Regions from separate parts of the Mus musculus genome. Here region 1 is linked to region 2. Evidence: chromatin loops called from intact Hi-C (ENCODE). Cell type or tissue: gastrocnemius. All regions are shown on one strand.

Region 1 (5,000 bases), 160 kb before region 2:
ACATACTGCCATGTTCGGTGCTACAGGGGATGTATTTCTATGCTTCGCCAGGTACAGGTTTCTTTAATTGTGAGAGCCTATGTGACGGTCAGAGACATTCCCTGTATGCAGTAGATATGTAAAGGCTTTCACATGGTCTAGCTTTTGACAGAGACCCAGATGCTGTGTTCTTCAGAGTTCTCCACTTTCTGTCCCAGGGTGTAAGTTCCCACACACTTGTCCAAAAAAACTTGTCAAAAATACAGTTAAAGAAATCTAACACTATTAGGTTAAAAATGCTGTTTTAGTTATGCACAACAATTGTGCAGAACCCCGGGATGCTGGGATGCTTTTCAATACCGAGCTGATCTTTTTTCTATGCATTTCTAGACATTTGTTATATCTTAACAGGTTTAGCCTTTTGTCTGGCTTGGTTGTTACAAATGTTTTCACCTGTACAGGATTTGCCTTTTAACTTTATTTAGTGTTTCTTACATGGTGATTTTTATGGCTAAATGTATTAATCTTTCTTTTTATGGCTCCTGAATTTTATCATGCTTCAAAAGGCCTTCTCAACTCCAAGACCATTAAATAGTTTTTCAATGTTTTTCTAGACCCCTTGACAGTTAAACTTCCATGTTGATGGTCCATCTGGCACTCATTTTGTTAGGAAGAGTTGGGAGAAATACAACTTTATTATTTTCCAGATGGCTACTCGATTGTCCCAGCATTATTTATTAAATTGTAAAACTATTCTGCACTGATGAAGATATTCAACCTTTATTAAGCACTAAATCTCCAGCACCGCCAAGGTCAGACCCAGTTCTGTTCTTCTTATGGTTCTGGGTATTCGCGCACAGATATGAATCTCGAAAGCATTGCTCTGTAATGTGAGCAGCTGATGGGACTGCATCCCCACTTCACACCTCCTTTTCCTATTTTACCTGGATCATTTCGTTAGTTTGTTTCTCCACTAAAATCCTCATGCCAGTGTGTCTAGTTTCAGGAAAATATTTAATGGTCCTTGGTATTTTTCCTCAAACTCTATTGGGTGTATAGTTAATTCACAGAGAATTGGCAGCTTTACAGTAACCTGTATGCTTGGCTTTCATCTATGAAGTTTCATTTTTCAAAACCCTTGATCTCACAGGTACCCTGATATTTGGGGGGGAAAGAAGCAAGACTAGGGGTGGAGGGGCCATGATAGCCCATGAAGACTGAGGCAGAAGAATTACAAGTTCCAAAGGCCTGCCTGGAATACATAATGAGTTCCAAACTTGATTGGGCAACTTAGGAAGACTTTGTCCCACTTCTTTTTTCTTTTTTAACTAAGAGGGGGAAACAATTGGAGATAGATGTCAGTGATGATGCACTGGGTTGCATCCTCCAGCACTGGAAGAAGAGAGGGAGGGAGGGAGGGAGGGAGGGAGGGAGGGAGGGAGGGAGGGAGAGAGGGAAGAAGGGAGAGAGGGAGAGAGGGAGGGAGAGGGGAAGGGGGAAGGAAGGGGGGAATAGCACATGGAAGATCTTTTTGCTTTTTTTTTTTTTTTTTTTTTTTTTTTTTTTGCCTGCTTGCCCTTCATTCTTGCTTCCAAGTTCATCTACTCTGTTGCTGCTGCTTCTGATACATTCACTGATATTAGAACCAGCTTTTTCAAGCTTCCAATATGAACTGAAGAATCTGCTGGTTTCTTCAGAGTAGATGTCAGTGAGGAGAATACTTCCCAGGCAAGATATGCCTTGGGTTTCAACAAGATGAAATGTTCAGCAGACAGGTGTAAATGAACTTCTAAATAAATAGGCATAGGCTTGGAAGGTAAGCACTCCAGGTGAGTCAAAACTCTTCTAAGAAGATGGGAGATAGGTACTAGAGAGATAGGGATAAAGATGGGACCTTGGATGCACACCCTTGTTTGCGAAGATCCAGTAAAGATGTGTACACATGAGCATGGAGAGTGTAGTAGAAACAAGCCAATGCAGAGCTGACGAGGACTGACAGAAAGGCGGGGGAATGCAGCTGTGCGACTCACACATAGAACACCATGATCAACTCACACTGGAGCTAAGCCATGTGGGGTTCAAATCTTGAGACAACAACCCTGACTCATATAAACCAAGACAGGGTCCATTCTTTGGGCCTCTACAGCCTCAGATGGAGAATGGAGATGATTGTAGTGCCTCTCCCAACGACTGTAGAGCCTCTTCCATGCAGCCACGGGAATATTCATGCAAAGCAAACAGGCAGCCAGAGAGCTCAGCTCCACCCCAGCACACTGAGTCACTGAGCAGCAGAATTTTGGACTGGACTTGCCTCACACTGAAGGAGCATGTGGTCAACGGTGGACAGAGAAACCAAGAAAGCTGGAGGCGTTTAGACTATCCAGAGGTGACCCAGGAGAGAGATATTGCTTCAAAACAGTGGGTACACAGAGCAGAGTCAAAGATATTAAGAAACCACTGGCGTGTTGTCTCCCCTACACCCCATCCATTCTTATCTTCTCGCCCTATTCTCTATATATCCTTCCAAAGCATCTTTTTCCGAGAATAAACAAATGTCGCCTGGACACGTGCACTCTGTTCTGTGTCTGACTTTCACAGGCATGTGCCATGGAGCTCCGTCCTCTGGATATGGAGGCCATCCTTGTTCTACACAGCTGCACAGCACTCTATGGCAGCGCAATAACTTTGCTCTCCATTGCTGAGCTCTTGGGTGGGTTCCAGTCTCCCGCCTATGTAGAAGATGCTGTACTGGGTAGTCGTGCACACCTGTCTGTTTGCACAGCAGTTCCATCCACCCTGTAAAAATCCCCAAAGTAAAGTTGCTTCGGGACAAAACTGTTGATCAGACCTAAAAGGATAGTTAAGTCCTGCAAAGACATAAACTAAAACTACAATTTTCTGTGCGGTATCCAGGAACAGATAACTGAAGAGCCTCCCACGGGAAAGGCGTTCCTGTTTCCTCTTTTCATAATAACAGAAAACAAAGGCAAGCTTCCATGATGAATGTGGATTTTATTCTCTCTTTAATGCGCCTTACTCCGGATGTTACAAACACTGTTGTGTTTGATGTGCTCTGCTGCCCTTTCATTCACATGCTGCTCTCAGACTTTTGAAAAATAATGGGAAAGGGCTGAGTTAGGTGGGAATTCGTGTGCTGAAACTTAGGTGGCATTTGGTTAAGATATCAACTATAGAATCATTTGGGGGTCAGACAATGATAGCAATGATACATTGAATTGTTGAGCTGGTGATTGGCGGGCCTGTGAGCTTAAAGGCCCCCTCTCCTTTCCGGCTGTTGCCAACACCAAACTCAGAAACAAAAGCATAGTGCACCAGGGGAGGTCCTTCTCCTGGGAGCCCACAAGCACAAAGTCAGGCAGGCTGCCCATGGCAGCCGAGGTTGGAAACTTGGCACTTTCATGCATGGGTCAGAAGCGCCAAAAAGAATAAAGAGCCAGAAGGTGGATCAGTCTCTTTATCCTGGACATCCATCATTTCTTCCTAGATGATTCCGACAGTAAGAGTGGCACTTGTCCAGGGGAGTTCCCTCTCGGGTCATATCCTCATAAGTCATGATGTGCTTCCCTCCCACAAGTCCACACCAAGGACGAGCACTTCAGGTTGAACAGGGAGCCACTGTAGGCACCTAAGAGGGATGGCAGAGCCTGGCACTGACGGAGACGTCTGAGGAGACAAAAGACACTGTCCAACAGGCTGAAGTTCAGAAACGTTGATGCCTCATTCCTTATAACATTTCCTATCGACTTGGAAAAAAATCATTGTAATAAGAAGTCTGACACTGCAGTCTTCACAGAAGAAACAGAAGAGAAACGGACCAAGCTGGAGGTGGCTCACACAGAGGGCTGTGGAGATGAAGCCACCTGGGGGTGATTCAGGAAGATGGTACAAGGTTAAAGGAAAGCATCCAGGAACTCTGGCAGGCTAAGGGAGCCTGGAGGAGCAGCCTTGAGAATCAAAGCATGGCTGCTCTTTTTTCCCCCCCTGCCTAAATCATTATATATTAGCTACAAATTTAGTTTGTTGGCCAACACTCAAAAGTGACATATGGCCAATAAAAGGTTCGGAGTTTTCCATCTGCTGCTCAACTTTATCGTGGCTTCCACACACACAGCACCATGTCAGGGCGAGCACGCGTCAGAATCCTTTCCTGCGCCGGCACAGCCTGTTAAATGGGCACTGTTCTAAGACAGCATATGCCACCACCACAGCAGAAGGCCTCACAGGTTGATATGCTCGTTCTTTGAAATCTGTTCCACTCTCAGATCCAACTGTCTTCCTGAAGCTTCAGGACAAAAATGACTGAGCAGAACCCTCTGCAATGTCCCAGGCAGTGGCGCAGTAACTGCCACAGCGCAGCACCCCAGAGGCATTGTCTAGATACTCAGCAGAAAGCTTGTGAGACAACACTCTGGGTACTCGATAAAACCCAAAGCCAAATGCAAAGGAGTTGGCAAGAGCCGGGGCTAGGATTTGGAAACTGTATCCATTGGCATTAAAACGCAAAGAGAAGTCGTCTATTTTCCTGGCTCTGGATCTTTCATTTCCCCTACCTTGAAACTAGAATTGTCTGCAGCTGAGCACACCACGGCTAGGTGGCCCAATTTGTAATGTTCAGGAATCAGTCAGCCTGCTTGCTCCTTGTAAGCGCTGTCCTTCTGCCATGCATCTGGAGACACGGTGCTGGCTGGTCCTTTGTGCATTGCAGCTAGGACAGGATTTTTTTATTGCAAAACCTTGTGATGATCCAGACACTCCAAATCATTCTAACCATTTTCTGACTGCTGTGTTCTAAAAAGCACGGCCCTGGAGAGGGAATGAGAGCCATGGTGGTTTCTCTGTTCAAGCAGAAGAAAAGACGATGGGGAAATGGCGATCTGCTGTACCCGCAGGGAATGAGGCGGGAGGGCCGATCCCACAATGCTTTGCGTGATGCTGTATGTATGGTGATGCTGTCTCCCCTCCCTGCTCTGCACCTGTCAGAATCGATTGCTAGAGGCAGA
Region 2 (5,000 bases):
ATAAAGAATGATGAGCCGCGGTGTTAACGTGCGCCTCGGATTGTGCATCGCTTAATCTTTCCCAAATCTTCTTTTCGGAATCACCTAGAGAAAACGAGTGCACATAGATACAAATGACAAATGTCTCCTCTTTTTTCCCATTAGGCTCTGTGCAAGGACAACATCTTCAAAGGACTGCAGTTCTTCGCAAAGGGCTATGGGAAAAACAACGAGCCCCTGAGAGGGTACTTCCTCACTTTTGTGATAGCCATGGCATTCATTCTCATCGGTGTGTAGTTTTCTTGCACTACAGAAAGCCAAGGACTCTTCTGACTACTCGGCCTTTTGCTCGTAGAGTCGTTAGCAGGTTTATGGTTAAGACTCCGTCTGGGAATGCTAGTGTTTGTCTAAGAGGGAAGTGAGACAGTTTAGTAAAGAGGACCTTTGAGGAAGTGAAGGAGAATCTACCCTTCTGTTCTCTGAACCTGAATATTAGAAGCCCATCCAGCCAAATACAACCGAACCCTCCCTTCAAGTCAGTATGCTCTCACCACGGCAGCTCCTGCTCTATGCACTAGCCTGATAGCTCTAAACGGCAAGCAGAATTATGTAGGCCAATGTTTCCACAAATGTAGTTCCTTGACCAGCCTCTCGGAATCACTAGAGTGTCTCTGAAAGTCTAGATTTTGCAGGCCCAATTCCAGGGCTGCTGAGTTAGAATCGCTGACGATTTGGAATCTGCGTTTTACAAGCTCTCCAAGTCCCTGCCCCCCAGTCCCCCCCCCCCACACACACACTAAATCTTTTGAAAATCACTTACCTGGATTGTGATTTTGTTTCCTTTCTCAATCCCAAGCAATCTAGAAGTAGCCACATGATCTTGAAAAGAGGTATTTGTCAGCTATACAATCCTTGCTCTCCCTTAACCAAAACCAAACTAAGGGTTCTCCTTTGTATGTGAAACTCTAGGAGCAACTGCAACTTATTTGGCTTATACAATGTGTATGCAGTTGGAAAAGGGCTACATATAACTCCAATTAAATTTGTTAGATTTTTAAGAAAATAAATAAAAATAGTTTATATGAAGATTCCAGTAATATAACAATTATAATCTAACCGTAATATTCAAACTGTTGCCCTTTGCTGTATTTAAATGTTTTATTACATTTGTGTGTGAGTGCCTGAGTGTGTTTGTGTGACGTGGTTTGGCTGAGCAAACCATTACCTACTGAGCCATCTTACCAGCCCTCTTCTTCAGCATTTAAATGATCACACATTCCACTTTTTAAAAATGCATATATTAAATTATCTCCATTAAAACCATTGAGAAGCGCATGGGTTTCCGTCCTACAGAACCTCTTGACTGTTTATATAGCAGACAAGGAATCCAGGGCCTGGTACATCAGAAACTGCTATAGAGGAGTTGTTGGTGTGCTTAGCTCTTGTAGAGACAGAGGTTTGGATTGTCTATTTTCTAACTGGCAGGTTTTTCTTGAGTCTCACTCCGTGGAAACCTCGGCTGTAAGTATGTATATCGTCTCAAAAGAAAAAAAAAACAAAAAATCAAAACAAAACACTAACTTCTTAAACTTTGACAGCTGCGAGCTATGTTTTCAATTTCCAGAAAAGTGGCGCTTCCAGGCCTTAGCAGCTGCTCGGCCGCCCTCCCGCTGCACACATGTCACTCATACTGTTCTTCTCTTGCAGCCGAGCTGAATGTCATTGCCCCCATCATCTCCAACTTCTTCCTGGCCTCATATGCGCTTATTAATTTCTCCTGTTTCCATGCCTCGTATGCCAAATCTCCAGGTAAGCCTAAATGAAAACATAAGCCTAAGCAAACAGTTAGTCTCGATAAATGAAATAAGTCCGTGAAAAGTGTTCAATCTGTGTTTTTATGTTTTCTTATATCTTTGTAGGCAGCATAATCCACTTTATTTTGGTGAGTTGGGGGATGACTTCCGAAATAGAAAAGGAATCATATGAGCAATGGCCTTTTTGACCAACCGTAAAGTCAATTTTCTCCTGTGGCAATAAATTATTCATTGCAAGAGAAACCACATTTATTTCAGCAGTAGAAAAACACCACTATTTATTTCCAGGGTAAAAGTGACCACAGGAGTGGAATAAATGTATATATTTGAGACCTCCTCACTATCAATTTGTTTCCTGCCCATGGTGCAGAAGAGAAGGATGAGCGGTTCCCATAATTACCTGCTGAATGCGGGCAATGCAGATCTACTGCCGTGCCCACGCTGGGGGCATCGGTACACAACTGCTCTGTGGTCTTAAATCGTTTAAAATTCCACACCCAAGAGCTGTCTCCTAGCTCATCACCCCTCATCTCTCATTTGCTCCCACTGTCCTTCTGACCCCTCCAGAAAGTCACCTGAGGGTCATATGACTCTCAGAAAGTTCTTCACTGTGAAGACTTTTCCTCCAAGCTACTAAATAAGTATTCTTTTACGATTTGCCCCCATCCTCAGCGTGTTGACAATGATGTTTGCAAAGAGACTGAGGGGCCTGTGTCCACACAAGGCCACTGGGTTACAGAAAATAACTGAAGATGTTTAGTGTAGTGTGGTTTGTCTTTAAACACAAATCCACAATCCTGTGCCATGTTTTGCTATTAAAAACAAAAACAAAAACAAAAATAAAACCCAAAACCCAAAACCAACCAAACAAACAAACAAACAAAACCAAACAAGCCAGCTACAATTATCAGAAGAGTAGAAAGGAGTAATGGGAAAGAGAGAAAAGGGGAAGAATATTTTTTAAAAAGTATGCAGGAAGACACCTGTAGATACACAAACCCCAAAATGACTCTCAAAATCCACCCTTCCCCTCCCCACCCACCTGACCTCCATCCTCTGTCTCTGAGAGGAAGCAGAACTAAGAACACCTGGGGCTTCTCTAATGGCGTTCCTGGAGTGCTGTTTCCACCTTGTGGTCATTGAGGGAACTGCTCCTCTAGACAGACTCCCGCTGAGTTGCAGTGACTCCAGATTTAAAGTTGCATTGACCCAGTGACCAAATGTGTCCTACAAATCAGGTTTTCCCATCCTGACTGAGCTGTTTCCTAGGCTCTTTCACTTCAGAAAACTAATAAAACATAGAAATCTGTGTGTATAGGAACTGTGACAGACACTTTAAAATCTAATGCTGTACATATCAATGTGTTGTGCCTAAGGACCACAGATAGCAAAATGTCTCCTCTTCTGTGAGATTATTGCTCATTGCTTCTGATGGAGCAAACATCGTCTTCTTAGAATAAGAGTAAGGCAGGCTACCTCTATTTCTCTGTGCATGGAGCAAAAGCTAACCAGCTCTCGGGAAGACAGGACATTCTTCTGCCCACCTGTTGCCAGGACACCACTTTTTCCAATGTACCCTCTTCCCTTAGCTTCCTGGTGGTGTTGATTTTATATTCTTGAGGTTTGGTAATTTGGGAAGACAATCAGGACTCACAAGAAGCACAGAGGCGTCTGTGACCATCTGCTTTTCAGGCGCTTTCTATTTCCCAACGTTTACAGCATCATCTTTGGTACAAATACTACTTTTGTAGATCAAGGATGCAAGATCATAAAAGAAAAAACAGTTAAGAGCTAGGACATGGACCTAAAAACTACAATTTTATGCCAGAGGAGGATTTGTTAACTGCACTTTTATAGTACAGAGTGGTACAGTAGCATTGATGTGTGCAGTTTTTCTTTATTATTTCTCCTTCCAGGATGGAGGCCTGCATATGGGATTTACAACATGTGGGTATCTCTTTTTGGAGCGATTTTGTGCTGTGCAGTCATGTTTGTCATCAACTGGTGGGCAGCTGTCATCACTTATGTCATTGAGTTATTCCTCTATATCTATGTGACTTATAAGAAGCCAGGTAAGAGAAAAAAGGCCACCTAGAATGGACTTCCGTGGCTGTCTCTATCCATCCATTTGTATGTTTACCATGTAGCTTCCGTGTGCTTACATGTAGTGTGTGCAAGGCAGTTCATCACAATGCTATGTTACTTAAGGACAATGATGATTAGCACCGTGGAGCTCTACACACGCTGTCTGCTCATTTAATCCTCACGGTGATGCTGCGCATTTGGTGATGGGAGGCTTGTTTTAGAGACAAAGAAATTGGAGTTCAGAGTGTTGGTCATTTACCAAAATAAGAGTCAGGGTGTGATCGAGCTGAACTCAGGCCTCACAAGTGTTTCCTTCTGTCACCTTCTTCCACTGTCCTAATGAAATAAGACCCTGTCTCTCAAGGAGCTCTCAGACTCAGAGAGGCAGTTGACTATAGCACAGCATAATGCATCACAAGAGCCGTGTAAACACGCTGCTGAGAATAGGGCAAGGCGTGAGCAAGCTCGGAGCTGTTCAAAACTCTCTCTGGGTTCATAGCTCGTGTTCACAGAGCCAACTACTCTGCGTGAGTTTAGTGAATATTTGTTGAATGAACAAAGTAAGTTCTAAAGCGGCATCAGGCCATGTGGAGGTGGTTAATGGCAGGGCAGGGATGAGGTTCCGTGGAGAACAGGAGTGAACTGAAGATGCACACACGGCCTTAACAGAGATAGAGTTCTTGAAGACTCAAGAGAAGGGCCATGAGGTGTCCTGGAAGTAAGAAGTAATCTGGATACTGTGGACACTGAGGCCTGAACTTCAGCTCTTAACTTCAGAACCCAGGAGGACGGAGAGCACAGTTAGAAATACCCAGGGCTCAGAAGTCAGCATTCAGAAGCCCAGCTCCACCATTGTGTCACCGACATTATTCTGCCAGCCAGGCAGAGATGGTAACAGCCAGTCCATACTGTAGCATGTATAAGCAATTTGTCCTTTGATATGGATGAATGGCATATCATATATGAACATACCACAATACATCTCTTTTGTTGATTGACAGTTGATGGGCATATAACTATATTCACTTTGGGATCTATATCTATATATAATTTAAGTGGATCTCTGTTTTCATTTTTGTTGAGTAAATGCCTAGGACTAAGACTGCTTATACATGGTGTATG

The links. Hi-C counts contacts between places; a loop is a spot of excess contacts. Peaks named below come from ENCODE experiments on the same cell type or tissue, not always from the same donor. Only the 100,000 strongest peaks of a DNase experiment are listed, where the experiment ranks them.
Region 1: a loop joins it to region 2, with 2.1 times the contacts of the local background. A loop is called at or near these places in 2 of 42 quality-filtered maps.

What each region holds. Positions count from the first base shown.
Region 1 is chr2:125,027,849-125,032,848 of GRCm38, forward strand. No RefSeq gene overlaps it. Among named protein-coding and RNA genes, the nearest start is that of Slc24a5, 38 kb to the right of the region's middle. In gastrocnemius, no CTCF peak of the experiment used is centred here; DNase peaks (open chromatin) are centred at 2,679, 3,411, 4,173 and 4,914.
Region 2 is chr2:125,186,481-125,191,480 of GRCm38, forward strand. Slc12a1 (solute carrier family 12, member 1) reads left to right here. Exons shown (of 27, transcript NM_001079690.2): 13 at 145-268; 14 at 1,687-1,788; 15 at 3,710-3,865. Among named protein-coding and RNA genes, the nearest start is that of Gm46760, 13 kb to the right of the region's middle. In gastrocnemius, a CTCF peak has its summit at 2,933 (motif pointing left); DNase peaks (open chromatin) are centred at 1,649 and 2,933.